2 separate regions of the Homo sapiens genome follow, and region 1 is linked to region 2. A link is an interaction called in ENCODE POLR2A ChIA-PET data of the cell type or tissue named here. Cell type or tissue: MCF 10A. All regions are shown on one strand.

Region 1 (5,000 bases), 150 kb after region 2:
GTATTTTTGGTAAGTACAGGGTTTCACCATGTTGCCCAGGCTGGTCCCGAGCTCCAGAACTCAAGCAACCCACCCACCTCAGGCTTCTAAAGTGCTGGGATTACAGGTGTAAGCCACCGCACCTGGCCTGTGGATGAGTTCTTTACTCTTTTGAAGCCTTTATTTCTCCATTTGTAAAACCAAGGTGATTGACCCCTTTCCAGCTTTTTTCTGGGGGTGATTTTGGTCCAAAAGAGATGAGGAAGGTTAAAGTCACTTATGAGCTATAAAGCACCATAAAAATATAAAATCCCTTAGGAAGTCTTGTTTTTGCATAAATCACAATCTGTTTCTTCACAAAACTTCCTTCTGCTTTAGAATTATTCCTCTTTAGAACAGATTAGTTACTTGCATGAGAAAACAGGTCATATATCGACCTTTCATTTTGGGGCCAGACACTAAGGTACCAAGATTAGTTCTGATTTCATAGCATTGTTTGGAAGTTCCATGGTAAGATTTCATAAAGCATTAGGTTAATTTATTCTGTTGTTGATTTATTCATGCAGGCCATATCTATATCAAGGGATCTACATTTGCCCAGTTGCAGCTAACACTCTTAAATTGCTATCTTTCCTGTGTCACGCCAACCCCATGAGGTAGATATTATTATTTCTGTTTTCCAGATTTAAAAAAAAAAAAAAACAACTGAGACTTTGAGAGTTCAAGTAATTTGTCCAAGAAAATTTCATGAGAAAGTAACCGTTAAAAAATCTTCTTTTCTATAAAGTTAAATCTAGTTCTAGTGTTCTATAAATTAAATCTTTCCTAGAAGACCTAAAAAGTATTTTTTCTTGTTAAGTCACCAACATATACACAAATCATTCTTCAGTAAAAATCAAATTATGTAAGTGCAAAAAAATAACAAAAATGTAAGTTTCAAAAATTTCAGAAGCATTGCTTTTAGTCAGTTCTTCTCAGGTGCTGAAAGCAAATCCTGCAAGTCGAATTTTGAAGAAAAATGGGAAGAAGGTAAAATATGACCAAAATCATCAGGAAGGATGAAAAAGACTTGGTTACAAGGACTTCTGGCTTGTCAATTCTTACTTTCCCTAGAATTCTTTCTTGTTGGTTGATCTGTCATGTGTCTCAAAGGGATGGGAGCTAATTTTACCTCTTATTTCCCACTCTGTTCCCTTGTGCAATGAGCCAGTGCCGTCAGAGATTAAGCAAATACCTCCTCTTCCTCTCCTTGCCACTCCACTCTCCTTTGGCCTCAATGACCCCAATATTCCTCTTGTTTCTGGAGGCCAGAGAGGCCAAAGGAAAATTCTAAAGCTAATTTTATTTACTTTCACAAAGTGGCAGCATGCTCCAGGTTTTGCCAATGAGCTGCTTTATTATCTTGCATCCTTGATTCTTAGCTCTGTTCCTGACAAGGCAGAAGGACAAACTCTATCTCTGAAATTGCAGGATGTGTGGGAAGTAGAATGCTCTTTCAATATTAGCTTTATTTTTGTCCCCCTTTCCCAACGTCACCTCTGCTGGTCCAGAAAGCAGTGAAAAATATCTGTTTCTCTAAAGGCTTTTGGGAAAGCTCAGTCTAGTGAGACTGATTAATTCACTCCAAAGATGTGTGTAATTGAGCAGGCCAAGTGTGCCAAGCAGCAGCAGGCTTGCCTGGGCACTGGGAGGGAAAGGTGCCCAAAGGGCAAGAGCTACTGCCACTTTCAGACAAAGCTCTCACTAACTAGAAAAGGCCCTCCCCTAAAACCTTCATTATGGAAATACTACCTATTCTAAAGTCCTACCTCACACCCTTGACCTTGAGCACCTCTGCTGGAAGAGACCCCTCTTACAGAGCTGCTCTGCACCATGAACCACACGACAGCATGTTTCACCCACCACCATACACCCCACTTGTTTATATGGATATCTTGATTTCCCTCCTGGACTTCCAACTACTCAAAGGCTGGAACTAAAACTCATGCAGCCTTACACCCTAAACAGCACTTAGCCTAGGGGTTTGCACACAGAACGTGCTCAATAAATTATTTAGTTTGTAAAATAATGGCTTCATTAGATTTCTGCAACTTTCCTAGGTTTAACGGTTTTAAAAGCACATGTGGGGAAATCATAAAACACTTTGAGACAAAACACTATTATTAAATAATTTTTTGATCATAGTGGAAGTCTTGAGGGAAACTAGAAAATATTTTAAACTGATTGTAAATGAAAATATAACATATTAAAATTTATGGTATGTATCTAAAGCAGTTCTTAGAGGGAAATTTATAGGAATAGATGCTTATATTAGGAAAAAAGAAAGGTGTTTAATCAATCATTTTAGCTTCCATCTTACAAGACTAGATCAAATTCAATTCAGAGCAAATTCAAAGTAAACAAAAGGAAAGACATAACAAAATAAGTATATATATCAATGAAATTAAAAATAGAAAAACAATAGAGAAAATCAATAAAACCAAAAATGGTTCTTTGAAAAGATTAATAAAATTGGTAAACATCTAGTTTAAAAAGAAGATACAAATTACCAGTATCAGAAATGAAAGGAGTATTACTACAGACCCTACAGACATTTAAAACAAATAATAATAACAGAGTATTACAAAAAATTATACACATACAAATCCTGCAAGTTAGATAAAAATGCACCAAGTTCTTGAAAATTTCAATCTACCAGAATCTAGCCATCATGAAATAGATAATATAAATAGTTTTATAATTATTAAAGACATTGAATTCATAGTTGAAAATCCTTTGAAAAAGAAATCTCTAAGTTCAGATGGTCTCACTGATGAATTCTGGCAAATGTTTCAACAAGAAATAACAGCAATCTTCCCAGAAAAAAGAAAGGAATATTTCTCAGCTTATTTTATGAAACCAGCATTACCCTCACACCAGACAAACACAGTACAAGAAAAGAAAACTTTAAAACAATATCCCTCAAGGGAAATAGAAAGTTGCTATTCAAAGCGTATAAAGTTTTAGTTATACAGGGTGAATAAATTCTAGAGCTCTAGTATACAACATTGTGCCTGTAGTTAATAATACTGTATTATATACTTAAAATTTGTTAAGAGGGTAGGTTTCATATTGAATGTTGTTAACACACACACACACAGCAAACTGAATCCAGCAATATAAAACATATACAACAATAATATATAAAATAATAATACACCATGAATAAATGTTATTCAGTGAATGAATGGGGCAACAAAACTCTTCTCTGTTTTTATTGTGGTGATGGTTATGCAAATCTATACATGTATTATGTTTCATAAAACTGTTCACATACAAACCAGTTTTACTATATGTTAATTTTTAATATAAAGTTCAAAAAAATTATGTTTTTGTATGTGTCATCTCTGTGATGACAGTAACTAGCATTTGTACTACACTTTCAATACAATGTACTTTCAAATACATTTCACATAGTTCACTGAACCACAACCATATGAAGTGTATTATTGATCCCATTTTTACAGATGGGAAAACTGCCTTAGAGAATTGAGATGGCTTCATATGTACTAATGAGCAGAGCCATGCCACAGGACCAGGCCCTCAGTGGAAGGCCCCTGCCAGCAGAAGTTCCCACTGACTCTCCCCTGACTCTGCCCTTAAGCCCCCAGATGGTGACAGAGTGGAATTCTGTGTCCCCCGAATAGAAGGTGAGCCCACGAGCAATTTCACCCAAGGACAGCAGCTCCAGGCCTCACTGGAGAAAGTTTCCAGTGGGAGCAGGAACTCACAGCTCTGCAGCTCCAGCTCCAGTTAACCTTCACAAAATCAAGAGTTCAGTTCACCCACAGCAGAGAAGTCTTCGCCACTCCTTCGATAACTGCTCTCCAGATGCTTCTTTTCCTTTTGTGATTATCTCTCTTACCATGAGTGTGAGCTATTCTACCATGTTTGAAGTAAGTGGTGAAAGGTGGGAGTGGAGGGGCAAGGGGACTCTCAGGCAAGAATGAAAGTTGCCAGAGTATTCCATTCTATTCTCTCCAATTCTCCGCAACTTCATTAAAACATTTGTCTGATATCAGCACCATAGGAAAGGTTAAAAAAATGTTTATCTCAGAGACCCCCTACTCCTCTGAATCCCACCAACTAAAACAAAAATCATGTATGTGTTAAGGAAGGAAGAGAAACCAAGAAACTGGGAAACATACCCACTGGGGTTCTGGTTAATTGAGCTGGTCAGGAGGGGTTAGGGGTGATATTCTAGGAATACTCGAGTGAGGAATGTGCTGATGAAAGATTGCTTATATTTGAGTAACTCCCCCTTCTTTAGTTCAGTGAACACTCATCAAATATCCAGTGGGTTATCTGTCCAAGAAACTGTGTATATGCTGTCTTTGTCAAAGAAGCAGATTTTAAAGGCCAAGAGCCATTTTCAAGGGACTTAATTTTAAAACGGAATAACAGCTCAAGATGCTGCAAGGAACTTTTGCCAAAACTCTAGAGCCCATCCGGACACTTTGGACAAGCAAGGGGCAAATTTATTTCCTAGCGGTCACCAGCATAGTCCTTACCCTATTGAAAGCACATCATGTTGGAGTGATAATGTGTTTCAAGAGGCTTAATTCTGGATGAAACATCTGGAGGCTAAGTCATTTGCTACCACTCTAACCCCATGGGAATCTGTCTGACATAGGGAATACAGAGATGAGTGAATTCTAGAAAGCACAGAAGATGTGAAGTTGGGTCTGAGACAGTATTGGAATAGGGCAGTGGGCTAAGGGAGACCTTTGCAGGATCTTTGCAATCTGTGTTTGGTGAGTAGAAGGTATGGGTAAGCCACATTTCACACACTGGCACTAGCAAATCATAGCCAAGGGCAAGAGATGACTTCATCTTATGCCATATTTTCTGGGAGCAGGAGGCAATAGAGGATGCTTTTTAGGGAAGGCAATTGTATGGCTCCTGTGCTTGAAGCAACAAATTCTAATGGTTGGAAGGAGCGCAATTCTGGGAGTACATTTTTTAGGGGAGAGTAAGAAAGG
Region 2 (5,000 bases):
GCATCTCTGTCCTCCCCCAGTGCTCCCCTCTCACTGGGGTGTAATGGGATGACAACCAGGAGTCAGGCTAGGTCACAGGATGAGAAGTATGCACTGGCTGAAGCCGCCTGGGACAGCTGTAGAGTACCCTCGCCTTGGCCTCGGCTCACTGAGGCTTTAATAATGCAATAATAACCAGCTTCTAAAGCACACAAGGCTTTTAGAAAGAAGGACATAAAAGCAACTTTGTTCTGTTCTTGCCCAGAACAGCACACATCCACAGGTGTTCCCACAGAAGCTGGCCACGTGGCTGCGGCTGTTGTTGGATTTCCCCCCTTCTCCCTTACTGAGGCGCTATAGATAGCTTAGAATGAAAACGGCACCCAGAAGAGACACTTTAAAAAGAGAGGAGAAGGCCGGGCGTGGTGGCTCATGCCTGTAATCCCAGCACTTTGGGAGGCCAAGGCAGGCGGATCATGAGGTCAGCAGTTCAAGACCAGCCTGGCCAACATAGTGAAACCCCATGTTTACTAAAAATACAAAAATTAGCCGGGTGTGGTGTCACACACCTGTAATCCCAGCTACTTGGGAGGTTGAGGCAGGAGAATTACTTGAACCTGGGAGGCAGAGGTTGCAGTGAGCCCAGATGGGGTTTGAGGGTGGGGAGAGAAAGAAAGCAGAAGAGGGAAGAGCAGACTGGTGAGCTGGATGTGCTTTCTGCTGAGCGCTTCTCTTCCAAAGACTGCTGGCCCCTGCAGGGTGCTGCGTCCACTCCATCAAAAAGTCATCATCAGCCCGGTGTGACCCTTACTGCAGTCAGAGCGTGGGTGGCTGCACAGACAAAACCATTTCTCCTCCATGCTCTGCATTCGGCAGGCCTCATCACTGCGTATCCCGCGGAGGGGCAGCCAGTGCTCAGCTCACCCTCCCTGCCACTGGGACCCTGCCCCGCCTCCCTCCTCTCCAGCTTCCCCACCCCCACTTGCCCAAATGCCTAGGTTATATAGTGGCTTCTTCATCCCTAGTTCTTTCATTTTGTTCTTTGCAGAAGGAAAACCCCTCTGCTTAGGGTGGAAACCACTCTCCACTATGTAAAGTCCAAATTGAGAACTGGATGGTGGATGGGATTAACCCAAATGGACCCACTTCTGCCTCTTGTGTTACAGAATGAGAAACAGAGGCCAGAGAGCAAAGTGATGGGGCCAAGGAGACATAGCTGGGGCCATGTTGGGAGCTATTAAGCCCTATGTTTATTGCTATGTGTGTGCAAAAACAACAAGGTGCTTTATTTATAACCTCAATTGTCATCGTAAGGAGTGTGGGCCCTATAAACTGTGCTGGGGGAGGAGTGGGCCTTTATTTAAACTGTATTGTGGGTTGATAAAGAAACACTTGGTGGCTGTCCAGCAGTGGAGGAATTTGCAGAACATGTATGTCTAGTAGGTCTTTTTTTTTTCTTTAATTATTTGCTGTGGAGTCCTTCTTCTCTCTCCCTCATGAAACTGTCAGGAGATTCTCCACTGTTCATTAATGTTCTATGAGTGGATCTTGGCGAGGCATTCAAAGAGTTGCTGAGATCTGTGTCCAAGTTGACATGCCATGAACAGACAGCTACTACAAATGCCTGGTGGAGAGAATGAGGAGTCAGCTGTCACATGTCTACATGTGACATCTGGGTGCTACATGGAAGTCCATAGGGGGCTGACAGCCCTTGTCATAATGGCCTATTTAGAACTGATTTTGAGTTTGCACGTGGTCTTATAGCTGTTTCCAGACAGTCAGAAAGAGTTGCAGCATTTCCCACAGCTGCATGCTAGGCGAGATATCTTTGGCTGTCTTTCTCAGCTTCTGGGCTGTCTGGACGGAAGCCTCCCTCAGGCCATTCTAATTTGCAGTTCCATTTACCAGTGGGCTGCTTTCATGTTCCTCTCTCGGCCAAACATTACTCCTACATGCTCACTCCATCATTGTGGGGCTGGGACAACGCATGCTTCAGCATTGGAAAATGGAATGTCTTTCAAAAAATTCATTATTTTAAAAATACTATATTGATGGCTCCTGCTTCCTGTTCCAAACTGCTGTGGTTTCCTATTGCCTATGATATCAAGTCTGAAGTCTCAATCCTGTTATTTAAAGTTGTTTACTTTTTGGCTTTAACTCACATGCATTCATTTATTCATTCATTCACCAAATACCACTTTGGCCTACAAATTTAAGGTGCTCCAGTAGCTTTTGTCTCCTACTTAAAATAATTTCCTTTCTACCCTTCCCTGAGGAGTCCATGAGAAATTTCATCTTTATGCTGCCATCCATACTAACCTGGGCTCCTGGATTTCTCTTTCCCTCTGCTCTGCCTAGTCGAATCCATTTCCTTTAGCTCTTAGCTAGCAAGGAATAGCACTCAAACAGTCACCTGGAAAAGAAGTTCAATGAGTGGCTGTAAGGCTATACCTGGATTTAGACCAGAGCTGGCAAGATATCAAGTTGCAAGGCAGATCCAGGGACTAGCTGCTCCACCTCTCTTGTTTTGGCTGAATGGTCTCTATTTTTCTCATGCTATTGTCACTTATGTGGAGTGTTTGCTCCTCTATTGACCAGCTCGTTCTATCTACTCATGACTTTGGCTTACTTATGGTTTTGGCTTGCCCTGGACTCTCTGGTTCCTCCGTTACCTTAAGGTAATACTGGAGGCAAGTCTTTTAGCATCTGCCTGTGCTGCCAGCTCTCTCATTTTGGTTTTTCAATTTCAGATTCCAGAAGGGAATCTGGTTGATGCAGATTATCTTTTTATGTGGGTCCAAGTTGTAGGTCTCAGGCTGCCCAAGTATGAACCACACCCTTGGATCAGACGCTCTCTCTGGTTACTCAATCTTGGCTGGTGGACAAGGATCCAACTCTCTCAGTGGGGACCGGAATTGGGATATTTCCATATGGGTAGCTTCAGGCATGAGCTGGCACACACCTTGATTACAATGGCCTTGAAAGCCTAGCTCATGTAATTGCTGGGCATAGTGGCTTATGCCTGTAATCCTAGCACTTTGGGAGCCTGAGGCGAGCCGATCACCTGAGGTCAGAAGTTCAAGACCAGCCTGGCCAACATGGTGAAACCCCATCTCTATTAAAAATACAAAAATTAGCCGGGTATGGTGGTGCATGCCTGTAATCCCAGCTACTCGGGAGGCTGAGGCACAAGAATCACTTGAACCTGGGAGGTGGAGGTTGCAGAAAGCTGAGATCATGCCACTGCACTCCATCCTGGGTGACAGAGTGAGACTCTGTCTCAAAAAAAAAACAAAAAACAAAAAACAAAAGCCTAGCTCAGGTCATATGTCCTCTGTATTTCTCTTCTCAATTACCTCTTCACTTATTTAGTATTTATAATATTGTATTTTTAGTTATTCATGTCCATGCATTTGTCTTTTGTAACCTAGATGATTAATAACTTAAGTTCTGAAACTTAGAAGCCCAAGAACCATAAAACCAAGGCTAAATGACCTCCTAACCTGAATTCTTAGTGGCATTATGATTTCAAATATTCTCTAGTACTGTCCCTGGAAATTGTTGAAATATTTCAAGAATTCCAATGTTTTTGAACTTTTGTCTGCTTCTCAGAATATCTCATATGTGGAAGTGACACAAAAATTTTATGTCTCAATTTTTGAGGTTGAAAACATGGCTGCTGTATTTCCTAAATGTGGTGATGGAGGGTAGTTGACACTGGAGAGAGAATAAAGAAGCAGAATGTTTGGTTGGGTAACTCATTGACTATAGGGGAAGAGGAAGAGTATAAACTTTATTAATAGAATTACCCATGTTTTCAGCTTGGGTGCTTAGATGGAAAATGGGAAGAGAATTCTAAAATCATAAAAAGGGGGGAAGGTTGAATGTGATCCATATTTTATAGACCTTCAATATTACATTGATAATATTTATTTAGTGCTCACTCTTCATCATGCACTGGGCTAGGGCAGTTGATACCAACATGAATAAGACAGAGTACCTGCCATTGAAGTGTTCTGTCCAGAGGGGGAGATATTTAGAAAAACAAAAGATTATAATTTAATATAATGTGCTAAGTACCATAATGAAAAGAGACTCGTGCAAGATATAGTGGTAGGCCAAAAAGAGGAATAATCTAGACCTCTTGGGAAGATCATAGGAAATTTAAGAGGAGAAGACACTTAAGAAGAGCTGGGAAGGATGATCAGGTGATTGGGGAGGGCATTCTTGACATCAGAAATATCTTTTGAAAGGTCGAGATAACACTCAGAGGACTGATAGGAAATGAAGCTGAGATCAGATCCTAGAGAACCTTAAAAGGCAAGCTAGTGAGGCTGGGTTTTATTCTCCAGAAGAACGGGAGCCATTGAAGAGTTTTAAGCATGATAGTAAGGTGGGCAGATTTGCAGTTATAAAATGATCACTCAGGTAGCAGTGTGAAGGATGAATTAGATGGGGATGAGACAGAAGGCAGAGAGCATGGTTAGGAGGTTGCTGCAATAGTTCACCAGAGAGATTAAGAAAGTTGGATCTGAGGGAGCTGCAGTAGTGAGAGAAGAGAAGAGAAGGCTGGAGAGATGTTACAGAAATAGAACGCATAAGACTTGGCAACTGACTAGATGGAAGGATGGGAAAGGAGTCCTGTGTAATTGGGCAGATGGTGATAATAATATCTAGAACCAAAAATACAGAAGTTGGTTTTGGACAAACTAATGTTCTCCATCAGATTGCTGTTTCCCTGAGAACAGGGACTGTGTTTTATTCACTTTTACATTACCTGTACCTAGTACAGTGTATGGAATGCCTACTGATTAGAGTTTTGAGCATGTGGATTTAAAACATCTGAGGGATATCCGGGTAGACACATCTAGTACTCAGCTTTGAAATTCAAGTGAGAGAGAGATCTGAGCTGGAGAGGCACATTTGGGAATCATCATATATAATGATGAGTGAGCTCACTAAGGGAGTAAGACCAAAGGATGGTTGGGTAGAAGACCTTGAGTAATAGCAATATTTAAGGG

Evidence for each region. ChIA-PET counts read pairs that join two places held together with the same protein. Peaks named below come from ENCODE experiments on the same cell type or tissue, not always from the same donor. Only the 100,000 strongest peaks of a DNase experiment are listed, where the experiment ranks them.
Region 1: POLR2A ChIA-PET joins it to region 2 with 6 read pairs; 3 of 35 experiments call an interaction of 5 or more read pairs at or near these places.

The regions. Positions count from the first base shown.
Region 1 is chr1:116,156,022-116,161,021 of GRCh38, reverse strand. No RefSeq gene overlaps it. Among named protein-coding and RNA genes, the nearest start is that of MAB21L3, 47 kb to the right of the region's middle. In MCF 10A, no CTCF peak of the experiment used is centred here; no DNase peak of the experiment used is centred here.
Region 2 is chr1:116,307,132-116,312,131 of GRCh38, reverse strand. All of the region lies in intron 3 of LOC105378920 (a long non-coding RNA gene), which reads left to right. Among named protein-coding and RNA genes, the nearest start is that of ATP1A1, 64 kb to the left of the region's middle. In MCF 10A, no CTCF peak of the experiment used is centred here; a DNase peak (open chromatin) is centred at 2,891.